Regions from separate parts of the Homo sapiens genome. Here region 1 is linked to region 2. Evidence: chromatin loops called from intact Hi-C (ENCODE). Cell type or tissue: OCI-LY7. All regions are shown on one strand. Region 1 overlaps VCL (vinculin). Region 2 has its middle 35 kb from the start of C10orf55.

Region 1 (8,000 bases), 53 kb after region 2:
GGGCAAAAGTCCTCTGGTATCAGCAACAGTAGCTTAGATTGGGTCCTCCTGTTACAGTCCTGGAGTAAGGACAACAGTAGGACAAACTACTTTTATAGGACTCATTTGAATTTTACTATTTCTTAGATATTTGTTTAAAAACAAACTAGCCTGGTTATTTCATACACAGGTTGAGTATCTCTAATCTGAAAATCTGAAATCTGAAATGCTCCAAAATCTGACTTTTTGAGTATTGACGTGATGCCACTTGTGGAAAATTCCACATCTGACCTCATGATAGGTAGAAGTCAAAACTTTGTTTCATGCACAAATTATTACAACTATTATGTAAAATTACCTTCATGCTATGTGTATATGAAACATAAATGAATTTTGTGTTTAACCTTTGGTCCTATCTCCAATATAGCTCATGATATATATGCAAAAATTCCCAAATCCAAAAAAATCTGAAATATGAGATACTTCTGATCTGAAGCATTTCAGATAAGGGATATTTAACCTGTACTTATTTAATTACTCATCATTTATATAGTTATGAAGTGTTTATGTTTTATATATAGTCATTTTATTTTTATTTATTTATTTATTTTGAGACAGGATCTTGCTCTGCTGCTCAGGCTGGAGTGCAGTGGCACAATCTGGGCTCACTGTAGCGTCGACCTACTGGGCATTGATCCTCCCACCGCAGCCTCCCGAGTAGTTGGGACTACAGGCTTACACCATCATGCCCAACTATTTTTGTATTTTTAGTAGTATTTAAACAAATATCCAAATGGGGTTTTGCCATGTTGCCCAGGCTGTTCTTGAACTCCTGGGCTCAAGTGATCCACCTGCCTTGGCCTCCCAAAGTGCTGTGATTACAGATGTGAGCCAGTGTGCCTGGCCAGGATTGTAACTTTAAGAGCCTTCTGACAACTTCCCAGTCTTTCACTGCACCCTTTGAAATGGGTAGGATAGGAATATCCTCATTATCCACAGCCTGTAGTTCAGCATAGCATGGAGATGCTCTGTTATTACACTCATACTTGTTCAGTGTTTGTCATCTCACTAAGTTGTAGGTTCCTCAGTGGCAGGGACAATATGCCTCTCCGGGTTATAGGTATGCAATATACTTTTTTTTGAGACGGAGTTTCGCTCTGTTGCTCAGGCTGCAGTGCAGTGGGACAATCTTGGCTTACTGCAACCTCTGCCTCCCGGGTTCAAGTGATTCTCCTGCCTCAGCCTCCTGAGTACCTGGGATTACAGGCACGTGCCACCACACCCAGCTAATTTTTGTATTTTTAGTAGAGACAGGGTTTTACCATGTTGGTCAGGTTGGTCTCGAACTCCTGACCTCAAGTGATCCACCTGCCTTGGCCTCCCGAAGTACTGGGATTACAGGCATGAGCCGCTGCGCTCAGCCTAAATTTTTTTTTCCTTTTTTTTTGAGATGGAGTTTCATTCTTGTTGCCCAGGCTGGAGCGCAGTGGCACAATCTCCGCTCACTGCAACCTCTGCCTCCTGGGTTCAAGTGATTCTCCTGCCTCAGCCTCCCAAGTAGCTGGAATTACAGGCACCCACCACCATGGACGGCTAATTTTTGGTATTTTTAGTAGAGATGGGGATTCACCATGTTGGCCAGTCTGGTCTCGAAGTCCTGACCTGAGGTGATCTACCCACCTTAGCTTCCCAAAGTGCTGGGATTATAGGCATGAGCCACCGCGCCCGGCCTAAATTTTTAAATTAAGTGAACATATGCATAGCATTTATTTTTATTTATAACATATAATATTAGGAATTATCGTACAGTGAATATTTCCCATCCCCAGCTGTCAAATATCTGGTATAGTCAAATTTGAGCCATCTCATGGAATTTATAATGGGCTTTGACTGAAACAAGTGAAATATATACTAAGAGGAATGAATGGCTAACTGCCCATTGTTTGAGATAACAAAAGTGTTCAGGCTATTTTGGGTTGTGGTTTTTCTGTTTCAGAGTCATTTCAGCTATGCAGATCACTTACTAAATTCATAATGTGAGAGTATGTTACCTTCTATCTGAAAGTGGCGTTGGGATTTTGCATTCTCTTCTTGGGAGTGCCTTTTTAAAATTTAATGATTTAGACCAGATGTTGATATATTATTTGGAGCCCTGCTGGTTACAATGTAGTCTCATACTATGAGTCAGAATTCCTCATTAAAGGATCTTTATTTCCCTGAACCATATGGCAAGAGACAAAGATATCACAAAGTTGATCTGCTGCTTTTTTGCTTTCTGGCTGATTTGGGCCCAGCCTTTTCATTAAACCTTTAGGTCATGGTTCCGACAGCGGGGTGTATTTTTACATAATAAACCAGCATTAGGGCAGTATCAAAAGAAGTAGCAGTCTTTAATGAGCAAATATCAGAGATTAGCTGCTTTCTTTGTAGATGTTTCTTTCTAGAATATGCTGTTTGGTCAGAATTCTTGATGAGGAAGGTCCATTCAGTCAGTTCTTGTTGCTCTCAGGCAGGTCAACCCTTAAACCTTTCCATACAGATAGGACTAGAATAAAAAACAAACTTCTGCCTTGGCATTTTTAAGCTTCAACAACTTTCAGTGCTATATAATGTAAATCCTTAAGAGTTAGCTTTTGGGGGGGAAAATTCAAGTCTGTAATAAGACTGAAAGATAGAGAAGAAATTTGATATATTGGAGGAAGGACGTCCCATTGAAAGCTTTCATGTGTCTTTCTTTTCCCTGTACCTTGGATCTGTAGAAGTCTTGCAGTATATGTTTGAATATAGTGGGCCACATAAGTTCAGGTGAAATAATTTTCAAATTGTCTAGGTGGCTGCTGCTTTCCCCCCCCCCCCCCGAGCCATTTTAGTATTTAATTCTGTTTTTTATTTTTATTTTTTTTTGAGACGGAGTCTCGCTCTATTGCCCAGGCTGGAGTGCAGTGGCGCCATCTCGGCTCACTGCAAGCTCCACTTCCCGGGTTCACGCCATTCTCCCACCTCAGCCTCCCGAGTAGCTGGGACTACAGGCGCCTGCCACCACGCCCGGCTAATTTTTTTGTATTTTTAGTAGAGATGGAGTTTCACCATGTTAGCCAGGATGGTCTCGATCTGCTGACCTCGTGATCTGCCTGCCTCAGCCTCCCAAAGTGCTGGGATTACAGGCATGAGCCACCGCGCCCGGCTTTAATTCTGTTTCTATTGGGAATTGTTATGGAAAGGAAAGCTGTCTTACCTTATTTATTAATTATTATTATTATTTTGAGACAGAGTCTCACTCTGTTGCCCAGGCTATGGCATGATCTTGACTCACTGCAACCTCCACCTCACGGGTTCAAGCAGTTCTCCTGTTTCAGCCTCCCAAGTAGCTGGGACTACAGGCATGCGTCACCACACCTGGCTAATTTTTGTATTTTTAGTAGAGACGGGGTTTCACCTATTGGCCAGGCTGGTCTTGAACTCCTGACCTCAAATGAACCACCCCCTCGGCCTCCCAAAGTGTTGGGATTACAGGCATGAACCACTGCGGCCAGCCACCTTTTTCTTTTTTTTATTTTTCTTTACTTTTTTGAGATGGAGTCTTGCTCTGTTGCCCAGGCTGGAGTGCAGTGGTGAGATCTCAGCTCACTGCAACCTCTGCCTCCTGGGTTCAAGTGATCCTCCCTCTTCAGCCTCCCAAGTAGCCGAGATTACAAGCATGCGCCACACACCCAGCTAATTTTTTGTATTTTTAGTAGAGACAGAGTTTTACCATGTTGGCCAAGCTGGTCTCAAACTCCTGACTTCAAGTGATCCATCCGCCTCGGATTCCCAAAGTGTTGGGATTACAGGCTGTGAGCCACTGCACCAGCCTACCTTTTTCTTCTTAACAAGTTACAAAAAGATTTATTAGGGAAGGAAGTTGAGAATATGTAAGTAGGGAATTTTGTTCTTTTGTATTTTTATCAAAGTATTTTAGTTTTCATATTGCATTAAAAAATAATACTATTGAACAGTATACTATTAGTAATCACTTTTTATCATGCTGTGTCTTCATATAGTCTGAAAGAATAATTTTTCTTGTTACAAAATAATGCATTTTTATTGTTGAAAATTTAGAAAATCTATCTTTATTTGCAATCTTCTGTCAGTATTTCTCAGCCTTTTTCATTTCTGTCTACTTGAACTTGATTTGCATCATTTTTTCTTGTTACTCCAAACCAATTTATGTTTCTCTGGGTATAAATACAAATTTAACTATATATAGATGCACCAGCTCTTATCCTTTTCACCGTTTAAAAAAAAAAACAAACAAAAACAAAACCCATCTCTAGTTCACTTTCCTGCTTATGAATTTTCAAAGCAAGGTGAGGAAACCCACTGTCTTAAAATACCCCAAGACTTTCTCTGCCATCTGGGGAGCTGTGCTGTAGACAGGAAACTGCTGCTTCAGAAAATATGAAATGAAATAACTTCAAGATAATGAGCCTCATCCTGAAAGAACTTCTGGTCCCAACATACTTATTAAGACATGGGGGCTGGGCATGGTGGCTCATGCCTGTAAGCCCAGCACTCTGGGGTGCTGAGGCAGGTGGATCACCTGAGGTCAGGAGTTCGAGACCAGCCTGGCCAACATGGCGAAACCCCATCTCTACTAAAAATTCAAAAAATTGGCTGGGCATGGTGGCAGGTGCCTGTAATCCCAGGTACATGGGAGGCTGAGGCAGGAGAATCGTTTGAACCCAGGAGGCAGAGGTTGCAGTTAGCTGCGCCATTGCACTCCAGCGTGGGCAACAAGAGTGAAACTCTATCTCAAAAAAAAAAAAAAAAAAAAAAAAAAGACACGGGATCAAATAACCATTGATTAAATTAAGTATGTGCATTGCATGTATGCAAAGAGGTAGAGTGGGATAGAGTGTTAGGTAAAAAGGAACTTGTATAATTAGACGTAGGAAATGGGGAACTCACTGCCTTCTTTCAAGTCCCTTGGTAAATGTAGATTTTATGTCCTCATATACTGGATCATCAGTCCTTGGATGATGGATTTCATATCGAATTTTCTTCCCCCTCTCCTCCCTACTCTCCTAGGGTGTCTCCCTTTAGACTGTTGGTTTCTGAAGGGCAAGGAGTGGGTTTTATTCTTCATATTATTGGTTCTGTGTTTACCATAGTCCCCTGCTCATGGTAGTTCTTCAATTAAGTGTGTTATGTTCTGATATTTAATATACCAGCTAGTCATTTTAGGTTATTTTATGATAATAAGGATAGCTGATTATCTCTTGCCTCCACTGGAAGGCATGATGTTTCTCTTTTCCTGCCCTCAAATGTTGCTATGTACCAAATATTTATACAGTCTCAAAGAGAAACAAAGATTCATAAACGATATTATATTGTGTTGGGTACATATTTTGAACTTTTAGATTCCAAAAAATTCCATGTCACTTCTATCAGAAGTTAGCACACTGGATTGGCATAAGTGTGGGGTGTGTGTATAGAGGAGAGAGGTGGTGAATCTTAGAACTCGAAATGTTTTACAAATGTTGTTAAGCTGCAGAAAATAGAGTCTTTGGCCCTTAGAGAATTTCCCACTGATAAAATTTCCAGTTGAATGACTTTTAAGGGGAAAGTGGCTGAATTTCACTGCACTTCTTACCACAGCTGGCCACCATCCAAGTCAAAGTCATTCCTTCTTTTGAAATAAGCTTAAGTTATTCCCATGAGTAAGCTTTCTGTGAAGAAAGAAATGGCACAGTTGTTAGAGTTGAGAGTTGAGGGACCTTTGTTATATAGCTTTCTTGTGTTTCCAGCCTTCTCTTTGTCCTCTCTCCATCCCTGGAGAACTGGCTCATCTTTTATCTACCAGGTGGATAACATGTTTTTATTCTTGCAATTAAAATAGATAAGGGTATATGAATAGGCTAGTAAATCTCATAAGAAAAAATGTAGATCAGCAACACTTAAATTTCTCATTCTACAATTCTCCCCAAATAGTAAAGTTACTTGTCAAACTCCAGCTATGCACATTGCTAGGTGTTGGGATATATAAGATATGGTCTCTGGCCTCAAGTTGCCTAAAACACAGATGAAATCAATAATCTTATAAAAAAGATTTATTCACATCCTCTCCACCAATATAATTGTTGCAGAATTTATATTATTCTTCTTAAAGAGTTGTGTGTTAACTACTACAAATACAGTGGTTTTTCTTCTTTGGAGTCATGGAGAAGATGTGAAGTGGTAGGGACGTGGGGGAAGAGTGACACACACACAGTAGGCCAGCAGCAGATCGAGACTGGTATGGTATGAGAGGAGTGAGGAGATGGTGGGCCACCTAGTTAGGAAGAGACCTTTGAGCATTGGCCTCAGCTGCTTTCTGCTTGTGGCTGCCCAAACTCACTGGGTTTTTGTTTCCTCCAAAGTACAGTGCTTCCTGTTGGCCTTCCTTCTGCCTGATGTACTCTTCTGTAGTTCTTTACTTGGATAATTTCTACTAATTCTCAGTTTTCATAGTAAATGTCCATTTTTCAGGGACACTTTCCCTGACTACCTCTAAGCTAGGTTAGGCCCTTCTATCATGTACTTTCTATATTTTTTCCTTATTATGCTTATCACAATTGTAATTAATTATTTGTGTGATTATTCACTGTTTAACATATCTCCCCACCAGAGCCTCAGGGGCAAATATTGGCTCTGCTGTGTTTGTCTCTGAATTTTTAGTATCCATCATAGTGCTTGGCATATAGTAGGATCTTGCCTTGTGGAGTAAAGTATTTGTTCAATAAACAAATAGGAAGGCCATTTTCTGCTGCGATCAAAAACTGTTTTAAGCTTCTTTGGAGAAATATATATCAGGCTGTGGTTGAATCTTGGTGAAATTTAACTGCCAATTAGGAAAGTAGCTGTAAATAATTGCTTAACACAGGGCATTGCATGCAAAAGGACCATCTAATTTGTGTTCTCTGAGTGAAAAAAATTTAGGCACAGAGTCCTGGGGTGCAGATGGGGATAATCCTGCACAGCCCAGCACAGGATTATACAGAATATGTAAGTGTGAATAAAAAAATAAACATGGATGTAGAATTCTCTATTAGTTTTGATCTTTTGCAAATGAGCAGAATAGCCATCTTTGGCAAAATGTGGTAGTATGAGTTAGCAAATACCAAAGTCACACTTTAGATATAGATACTAGATAAATCAGCATATGATAATCAGCACATGATAAAAATTTTGGGAAGCAGTACAGTAGTATAATCGTTAAGCATTAAACTCCTTATTTTAAAATCCCATTGTTGACACCTTCGAGATAGGTAACATTGGGGAAGTTATTTAATCTCCATTTCTCTTGATCCTCCTATGTAAAACAAAGGTAAAGATAGTACCTGGCTGATAATGTTGTTGTTGTGTGGGTTAAATTAGTTCATTAAAATGTTTATAACTATTCCTGACACAGAGCTAAGAGCTTTATGAGTGTTAGATTTTATCATTACTATATTTTCCCATGATTTTAAGTCATATTTTAAACGTTAGTCTAATGAAAAGGCAGTGTTGATTTAAAAAAAAAATGTCTAAGCATAGCTTCTAACTTTTATTCAACAAGGCAAAATGCCAATGAAAGCTTTCAGTAGAATTCCATATGTTGTGGAATATACAGTTTTACCAACTGTGGGGAAAATATCACAGTTTTAGGTGCTTGAACCTTTGATTGCCAGTTTCCCATGATTAAAGATAGACATCTAAATTTTTAATTTATATTTATTTTGTTAGAAGCAATAGTGAGGGAAAAAGTATATATATATTTTCCAATTTGAAGCAAGAATTAGGGTTTAGGATTTAGGGTTTTAACTCAAGCATTAATTGTCTTTTCTCTTTTCTTTTCTTTCTTTTCTGTTCTTTTTTTGGAGACAGGGTCTCACTCTGTCACCCAGGCTGGAGTGCAATGGCTCAATCTCGGCTCACTGCAGCCTCAACCTCCTGAGTTCAGGTGATTCTCCCACATCAGCCTCCCCAGTAGCTAGGACTACAAGCATGTACAGCCATGCCTG
Region 2 (8,000 bases):
GAGGAATGAGGAGGAGTTTGCCAGTTGGACTGGGTGAGAAAGGGCATTGCAGAAAAAAGAGACCATCTTGCATAAAGTACCTTTTATAACAATACAGAGGAGTGAAAGAGGACATCCTTTTCATGAACATTCAGTTGGTCAATGAGGCAGAAGCACAGTGGACATGGGGGGAAGATGAGCTGAGAAACAGACACTCTAGAAACAGTAAGGAGCCTTTGAGAGACCTTGTATGGAATGGAGTGCAGGCATTGTTGCCCCATTTAAGAGTTGAGAAAACTGAGTCACAGGTTAAATGACTTGCCTAAGGTCATGTTAGGAGATGAGGCCAAGCTGGAATGTAACTTGAGGGTTTTTATGCTTCCAACCACAGTGCTGGGCCAGGCCCTGTCCTCAAGATCCCTCTGATGTTCTGGCTTGAACCACTTCAAAGCTGTTAGGAAAGAAGAAGAAGGCTTACGCCACTAGGCTCTGACCACACTGGCCACACACTTGGAGCACCCTTGTATCCAAAGCCACAAGAGAGCATTTTCTGAGAGTCTTTCCCAGAAAATGGCATGTACACATCCAACCTTGAAGTTGGTGGGTACCCTTCAGAAATGATGAAGGAGGTGGATTTCCACGGCATCCTGCCGTGCTGGGGAGCTGCTTCCCATCCTTGCTGCCAGGATTAAGTGGCATTTAGGCCTGTTATTCCTCAGGACAGGGAGTCATGGATGTGGCAGGAGCTCAGATTGAGTGATTTATTTATTATTTTATTTATTTATTTATTTATTGAGACAGAGTCTTGCTCTGTCACCCAGGCTGCAGTGCCGTGGCTCGATCTCGGCTCACTGCAACCTTCGCCTCCTGGGTTCAGGCATTTCTCCTATCTCAGCCTCCTGAGTAGCTGGGATTACAGGCGCCTGCCACCACGCCCGATTAATTTTTGTATTTTTAATAGAGACGAGGTTTCACCATGTTGGCCGGGCTGGTCACTCCTGACCTCAGGTGATCCACCCACCTCAGCCTCCCAAAGTGTTGGGATTACAAGCATGAGCCACTACGTCCAGCCTTATTTACTTGTTTGAGACAGAGTCTCGCTCTGTTGCCCAGGCTGGAGTGCAGTGGTGCAATCTTGGCTTACTGCAACCTCACCTCCCAGGTTCAAGCGATTCTTCTGCCTCAGTGGGGATTGCAGGTGTGCACCACCATGCATGGCTTTTTTTTTTTTTTTTTTGGTATTTTTAGTAGAGACAGGGCTTCACCATGTTGGCCAGGCTGGTCTTGAACTCCTGACCTCAGGTGATTCACCCCCACTTGGCCTCACAAAGTACTGGGATTACGGACATGAGCCACCATGCCCAGCCAGATTGAGTGTTTTATGATGCTGCATAGGCTTTGGAATAAGAAAGACCTGATTTCTCACCCTCACTCTAATGGCTAAAATGAAAAGACTGACAATTCCATGTGTTAACAAGGATGTAGAACAACTAGAACTCTCGTACAGGGCTGTTGGGAATATAAAATGGCCCAATCTCTTTGGAAAATTGTTTGGTGTACTTAATAAAGTTAAACATATTTCCCCCTAATAAGAATGTTCATGGCAGTGTTATTCAAAATAGCCTGAAACTGGAAAGAAAAATCTAAGTATTCAACAGGAGGATGGATAAATAAATTGGGTGGTAGATTCATAAAACGGAATACAATTCAGCATAAAAAAGGAACATACTGCTGGTACAGCAATGTGGGAAAATCCACAGACATACTATATGGAACAGAAGAAACCACATACAAGAATATGATTCTATTTTTTCTTTTTCTTTTTTTTGGGAGACAGAGTCTAGCTCTGTTGCCCAGGCTGGAGTGCAGTGGTGCAATCTCAGCTCACTGCAACCTCTGTCTCCTGGGTTCAAGTGATTCTCATGCCTTAGCCTCCTGAGTAGCTGGCACTACAGGTGTGTGCCACCATGCCCAGCTAACTTTTTGTATTTTTGGTAGAGATGGGGTTTCACCATGTTGGCCAGGCTGGTCTCGAACTCCTGACCTCAGGCAATCTGCCTGCCTCGGCTTCCCAAAGTGTTAGGATTACAGGTGTGAGCCATCACTCCTGGACAAGAATATGATTCTATTTACACGAAGTTCGAGAATAGGTAAAATTAATCTATGAGAATAGAGGTCAGAATATTGGTTACATTGGAGGCTAGGGGGAGTGAGTATTTGCTGGAAAGGGGCATGAAGGAACTCTGGAGTGTGATAGAAATAGTCTCATTTTGATCCGGGTGGTGGCTACATGGACATAATGGTATAAGTGTATACCACATATTATGTGGACAATTATGTGGACATGGCCTAATATATTACATAGTAGGTATATGTAAGTTATAGTTCAATAAAGTACTATGTGAGAGAGAAAGGAGGAGGAGGAAGAGGAGAAAGAAAGAAAAGAAAGAAAGGAAGAAAGAAAGAGAGGGAAAGAAAGAAAGTAAAAAAAAAATCCTGATTTTGATTTTGGTTTCCAGTTCTGCCCCTGTGACCCTTGGACAATTGACAACATTTCTGAGCCCCTTTCCTCACCCATAAAATGAGGATCACAGGCCAGGCTAGGTGGCTCACACCTATAATCTCAGCAATTTGGGAGGCCAAGGCGGGAGGATTGCTCAAAGCCAGGAGTTTGAGACCAGCCTGGGCAACAAAGTGAGGCCTGTCTCAACAAAATAAAAAAATTTTTAAATTAGCCAGGTGTGGTGGCATGAGCCTATAGTCCTAGCTACTCAGGAGGCTGGGGTGGGAGGATCCCTTAAGCCCAGGAGGTGGAGGCTGCAGTGAGCCCTGATTGCCTCGTTGGACCCCAGTCTGGGCAACAGAGCAAGTCCCTGTCTCTAAAATAAAATAAAATAAATAAATAAGGGATCCTAATAGTACCTCTCTCATAGGGTGGTTTGAGAGTCAAATGAGATAATGCACAAAAATCTCCTAGCCCAAGAGCCTGAAGCACCCTAAAAGTTCGGGAAACTGTATTCTTACTGTTGGCCCCTTACCTACCATCTCCTCCACCAGGAGCTGGCCCCTGAAGCCTCACCCCAAAAGAACGGTTTCTGCCCCCGGGTTATGTCAGGTCCTTAGGTGGAACTCTGAGTCCCACATCACTAAATGCTGACATGCCCGCAGAATCCAGGAGGCTCCAGTGACTAGAAAGAAGTTTCATCAAATTTGAACAGGAAGCAGCAGTGGCAGCTGATAATCTGTGACCTGAATATAGCTATCCATTATCTCACTGTGGTTTCTGGTTTCCCTGACAGAGAAAACGCCCACAACTTTCTTAAAGTTATTCTAAACACTCAGTTCCTTGTTTGGCTTTGGCAGGATAATGTTACCCCTGGGTGCCCCTGTGCTTTGGGCTGTGGCCTCCCTGCCAGCCTGAGGCTCCAGCTCTTCAGCCAATCTGTGGGGCAACCGTCCCTTCCACTCAGAGGGCAGTGACAGGAGCAGACCAGGAAAGAGGCCGCCAGTATCTGCAGCCATTGGAAGTGGGGGGGAAAAGCAAGAAACCTTAAATACAGCATTCTTGTTCCTCTTCAAGAAACCAGCCAGGCAGGACTGACATGCCGGGAGTGAGCCACCAGCTGCTTCTCACCATCACTGGTTTCTAAATTACGCTCCATTCCCAATTGCTTCTCTCTGGTTCTGTTCTCAGGAAAGCAAATCTGCCCTCCTAGTTCCTCCACCTCCAAATGAGGAGCTGAGCCCAGGCCCAGGACACAGGTTTGGCAGAAAAGCCGTTACCTCTTGTTATTGTAAAACCCAGAGTCCAAGAGGCTCCCAGACAATAGGCAAAGTAGGCAAAGTTTGTTTTTGCCTTCTCTTCCCCAGCCAAGCCCTGCTCACTGTTGTCTACCAAAGCTTTGATGACACCGTATCACTTATCACTACATCTTCTGAATTATTCATTCTGAAGAATTCAGGATTTCTTGTGTTCCCCCTCTCAGGAGTACTTATATGTTAAGAGAAACCTTGAGATAGTAATGCTTACTTAGAGGACCATGTCTCTGACACCTGTGTTTGGTAGGGAGGGGAGGGCTTTGGGCTCTCTCTGGCCCCCTGGTGGCCACCACTTCTCTGTTAGTGCTCCAGATGGAGATATGCGGATGACATGGCATGACTTTTAAAATATATATATATATTTTTCTTTTTTTTTTTTTTTTCTGAGACGGAGTCTCGCTCTGTTGCCCAGGCTGGAGTACAGTGGTGTGATCTTGGCTCACTGCAACCTCCACCTACCGGGTTCAAGTGATTCTCCCGCCTCAGCCTCCCCAGTAGCTGGGACTACAGGTACACCACCATGCCTGGCTGATTTTTGTATTTTTAGTAGAGACGAGGTTTCTCCATGTTGGCCAGGCTGGTCTCGAACTCCTGACCTCGTGATCTGCTCACCTCGGCCTCCCAAAGTGCTGGGATTACAGGCATGAGCCACCATGGCTGGCTAGAGTTTTTTTTTTTTAATTTCCTTTTTGTTTTTTTGAGACAAGATCTCACTCTTACTCTATTGGCCAGGCTCGAGTGCAGTAGCACCATCACGGCTCACTGCAGCCTCAACCTCTAGGGCTCAGGTGATCCTCCTGCCTCAGCCTCCCAAGTAGCTGGGACTACAGGCACACACACACACTGGCTGATTTTTTTTTTGTATGTTTTGTAGAGACAGGGTCTCCGTATGTTGCCTAGGCTGGTCTTGAACTCCTGGGCTCAAGCAATTTGCCTATCTCAGCCTCCCAAAATGCTGGGATTACAGATGTGAGCCACTGCGCCCACCTAAAAGATCTTGTAAAGATCTTTTTTTTTGTGTCTGGGAGCGGTGGCTCATACCTGTAATCCCAGCACTTTGGGAGGCCAAGGTGGGTGGATCACCTGAGGTCAGGAGTTCGAGACCAGCCTAGCCAATATGGTGAAACCCCATCTCTACTAAAAATACAAAATTTAGCTGAGCGTGGCGGTGGGCGCCTGTAATCCCAGCTACTCAGGAGGCTGAGGCAGGAGACTAGCTTGAACCCGGGGTGGGGCACGGAGGCTGCAGTGAGCCATTGTGCCACTGCACCTTCAGCCTGGGCAACAGAGTGAGACTCTGTCTCAAAAAAAAAAAAAAAAAGAGATAGTTTTTTGTTTGTTTTCTGAAGAGGAACAGGAAGGTGAAACTCCTGCAGTTTGGTTAGAACAAAATGGGGAAGCTGTCAAAGCAGGTGGCTGCAGAGCTCGGGAAGATACGGATAATGGCTGCTTTCACATGCCCCAGAGCTTGTGCTCAGAGCAAGAAGGCCTCCCAGGAAGGTCAGAGGAGTAAAGGGTCACTTAGGGATTCTGAGGCACAGTGGAAGTGATGCTAGTTGAGCAGAGATGAAACCAGACTTCTGAAGGCACAGCTCTGCCACCAGCTAGTTGAAAGCTGAGCAGTCATCTAACCTGTCTCAGGCTCATTCTCTTCACTTAAAATACCGCAGGCAGGAAGAATCACACTAAGATGTCGATAGTGGTCCTCTCTGGGTATAGAATTACAGGCGAGTTTGGTTTACTTTTTTTGGAGTGGGAGACAGGGTCTTGCTCTGTTGTCCAGGCTGGAGTGCAGCGGCGTGATCACAGCTCACTGCAGCCTTGATCTCCTGGGCTCAAGTGATCCTTCCACCTCAGCCTTCCAAGTGGCTGGGACTATAGGCATATGCCACTATGCCTGGCTAATTTTTTAACTTTTTGTAGAGATAGGGTCTTGCTATATTGCCCAGGCTGGTCTTGAACTCATAGGCTCAGGTTATCCTCCCTCCTCGGCCTCCCAGAGTGCTGGGATTACAGATGTGAGCCACTGTGCCTGGCCTGGTTTCCTTTTTTTTTGAGACGGATCCTGACTCTGTCACCCCAGACGGGAGTGCAGTGGTGTGATCTCAGCTCACTGCAGCCTCTGCCTCCTGGGTTCAAGCCATTCTCCTGCCTCAGCCTCTTGAGTAGCTGGGACTACAGGCGTGTACCATCACACCTGGCTAATTTTTGTATTTTTAGTAGAGATGGGGTTTCACCATGTTGGTCAGGCTGGTCTCAAACTCCTGACCTCAGGCGATCCACCCGCCTTGGTCTCCCAAAGTGCTGGGATTCCAGCCGTGAGTCACTGTGCTTGGCCATGGTTTACTTCTTAATGCCTATTATTGGTCAAGGCTTAATTAGAGAAGCAGAATTATCAGGCACGGCATAGAGTAAGATGTTTCTTGTGGGGTTTTGGTGTTATGCAATGTGGGAACTGGTTAAGCAGTTTGTATACAACAGTTGCTTCTGTTTCTGGTGCTGGGACTGAAGTCAGAAATAACAGGTAGACATGAAGTATGGGACAGTAAGGACCAGTGGGAGTCCAAAAGAACCAGAGGGCACCCACAGGATGAAATAGAGCCTGTATCAATGTCTCACTGCCTCTAAAACTTCCTACTTCAATTATGTGGGCGACCTGCAGGAATTGCTGAACCTTCATCATAAAGCTGAACACAGACCTGACTCAGGGACTGAAAATGCTGAAGGAAGATCTGTCATGGGAGCTGAAGGAGATGTAGGCTCAAGTCTATCCCATGGCCACAGGGTGAGCTAGCAGATCTGAGATACCATAAGTTAGAACGGCACCTGCCTCTACACTGACCTTCTGAGCATAAGCATGTTTGCTTCACCTCTGCCCTCCAATCTTGTGCAAATTTTCTGTGGCCAACCCTAGCCCAGAACCATACAGAGAAAGAAATTCTGAAAAACATAGTTTCAGTTTAGCTAAACTGACATAGTACAAAGCCACTATGTATTTGCCAAACCTTCTTCAATTAGCATGGTTTTGTTTGTTTGTTTGTTTGAGACAGAATCTCACTCTGTCACCCAGGCTGGAGTGCAGTGGCACTATCTGGGCTCCCTGCAACCTCCACCTCCCGGGTTCCAGTGATTCTCCTGCCTCAGTCTCCTGGGTATCTGGGATTACAGGTGCATGCCACCACACCTGGCTAATTTTTGTATTTTTTAGTAGAGATAGGGTTTCACCATGTGGGCCAGGCTCGTCTCAAACTCCTGACCTCAAGTGATTCACCCACCTCAGCATGTATTATTTTCATAACCAGGAGAAAGAACACCCTTTAAAACATCTCAAAATACCCAAATGGCTAATAAATATACAAAAAGACACCAATTCATTAATTGGCAAGAAAATGCAAGTTAAAATACAATAAGATATCCTTGTACATTCACCAGAATGGCTAAAATGAAAAAGACAGACAACACAGTATTGGTGAGGACATAGAGCAACTGGAACTTTCACATGTGGCTAGTGAGAATGTAAATTGCCAGTTTAGAAAACCATTTGACAACTATCAAAGTGGAACATATGCAAAAGGTGTGATAAGCAATTACGTTTCTAAAAAAATGCATGTTCATATACATAAAAACATCTATACGAATGTTTGGCTGGGTGTGGTGGCTCACGCCTGTAATCCAAGCACTTTGGGAGGCCGAGGCGGGTGGATCACGAGGTCAGGAGATCGAGACCATCCTGGCTAACATGGTGAAACCCTGTCTCTACTAAAAATACAAAAAATTAGCCAGGCGTGGTTGCAGACGCCTGTAGTCCCAGCTACTCAGGAGGCTGAGGCGAGAGAATGGCGTGAACCCAGGAGGCAGGGCTTGCAGTGAGCCGAGCCGAGATCGCGCCACTGCACTCCAGCCTGGGCGACAGAGCGGGATTCTGTCACCAAAAAAAACACGAAAAAACAATGTTCATAGTGGCACTATATGTAAAAGCTAAGAACAGAAACAATTCAAATGTCCACCAACAATAGAATGGATAAATAAATCATGGTGAATTCATACAATGGAGTGCTACACAGCAACGGGAATAAATAATGTATCACTAAGCACAACCACATGGATGACTATCACAACCATAATATTACATGGAAGATATCAGACACAGAAGAGCATATACTGATGGTTCCATTTATGTCAAGTTCAAAAATAGGTAAAAT

What was found. Peaks named below come from ENCODE experiments on the same cell type or tissue, not always from the same donor. Only the 100,000 strongest peaks of a DNase experiment are listed, where the experiment ranks them.
Region 1: a loop joins it to region 2, with 3.0 times the contacts of the local background. A loop is called at or near these places in 3 of 110 quality-filtered maps.

Annotation. Positions count from the first base shown.
Region 1 is chr10:74,006,394-74,014,393 of GRCh38, forward strand. All of the region lies in intron 1 of VCL (vinculin), which reads left to right. Among named protein-coding and RNA genes, the nearest start is that of VCL, 12 kb to the left of the region's middle. In OCI-LY7, no CTCF peak of the experiment used is centred here; DNase peaks (open chromatin) are centred at 1,958, 4,428 and 6,348; H3K4me3 peaks cover 4,926 bases; H3K27ac peaks cover 6,906 bases.
Region 2 is chr10:73,953,481-73,961,480 of GRCh38, forward strand. No RefSeq gene overlaps it. Among named protein-coding and RNA genes, the nearest start is that of C10orf55, 35 kb to the left of the region's middle. RefSeq lists enhancers at 3,141-3,240, 3,428-3,935, 5,486-5,635 and a silencer at 6,411-6,705. In OCI-LY7, CTCF peaks have their summits at 4,085 (motif pointing left) and 4,291; DNase peaks (open chromatin) are centred at 3,271, 3,581, 4,061 and 5,191; H3K4me3 peaks cover 1,133 bases; H3K27ac peaks cover 2,658 bases.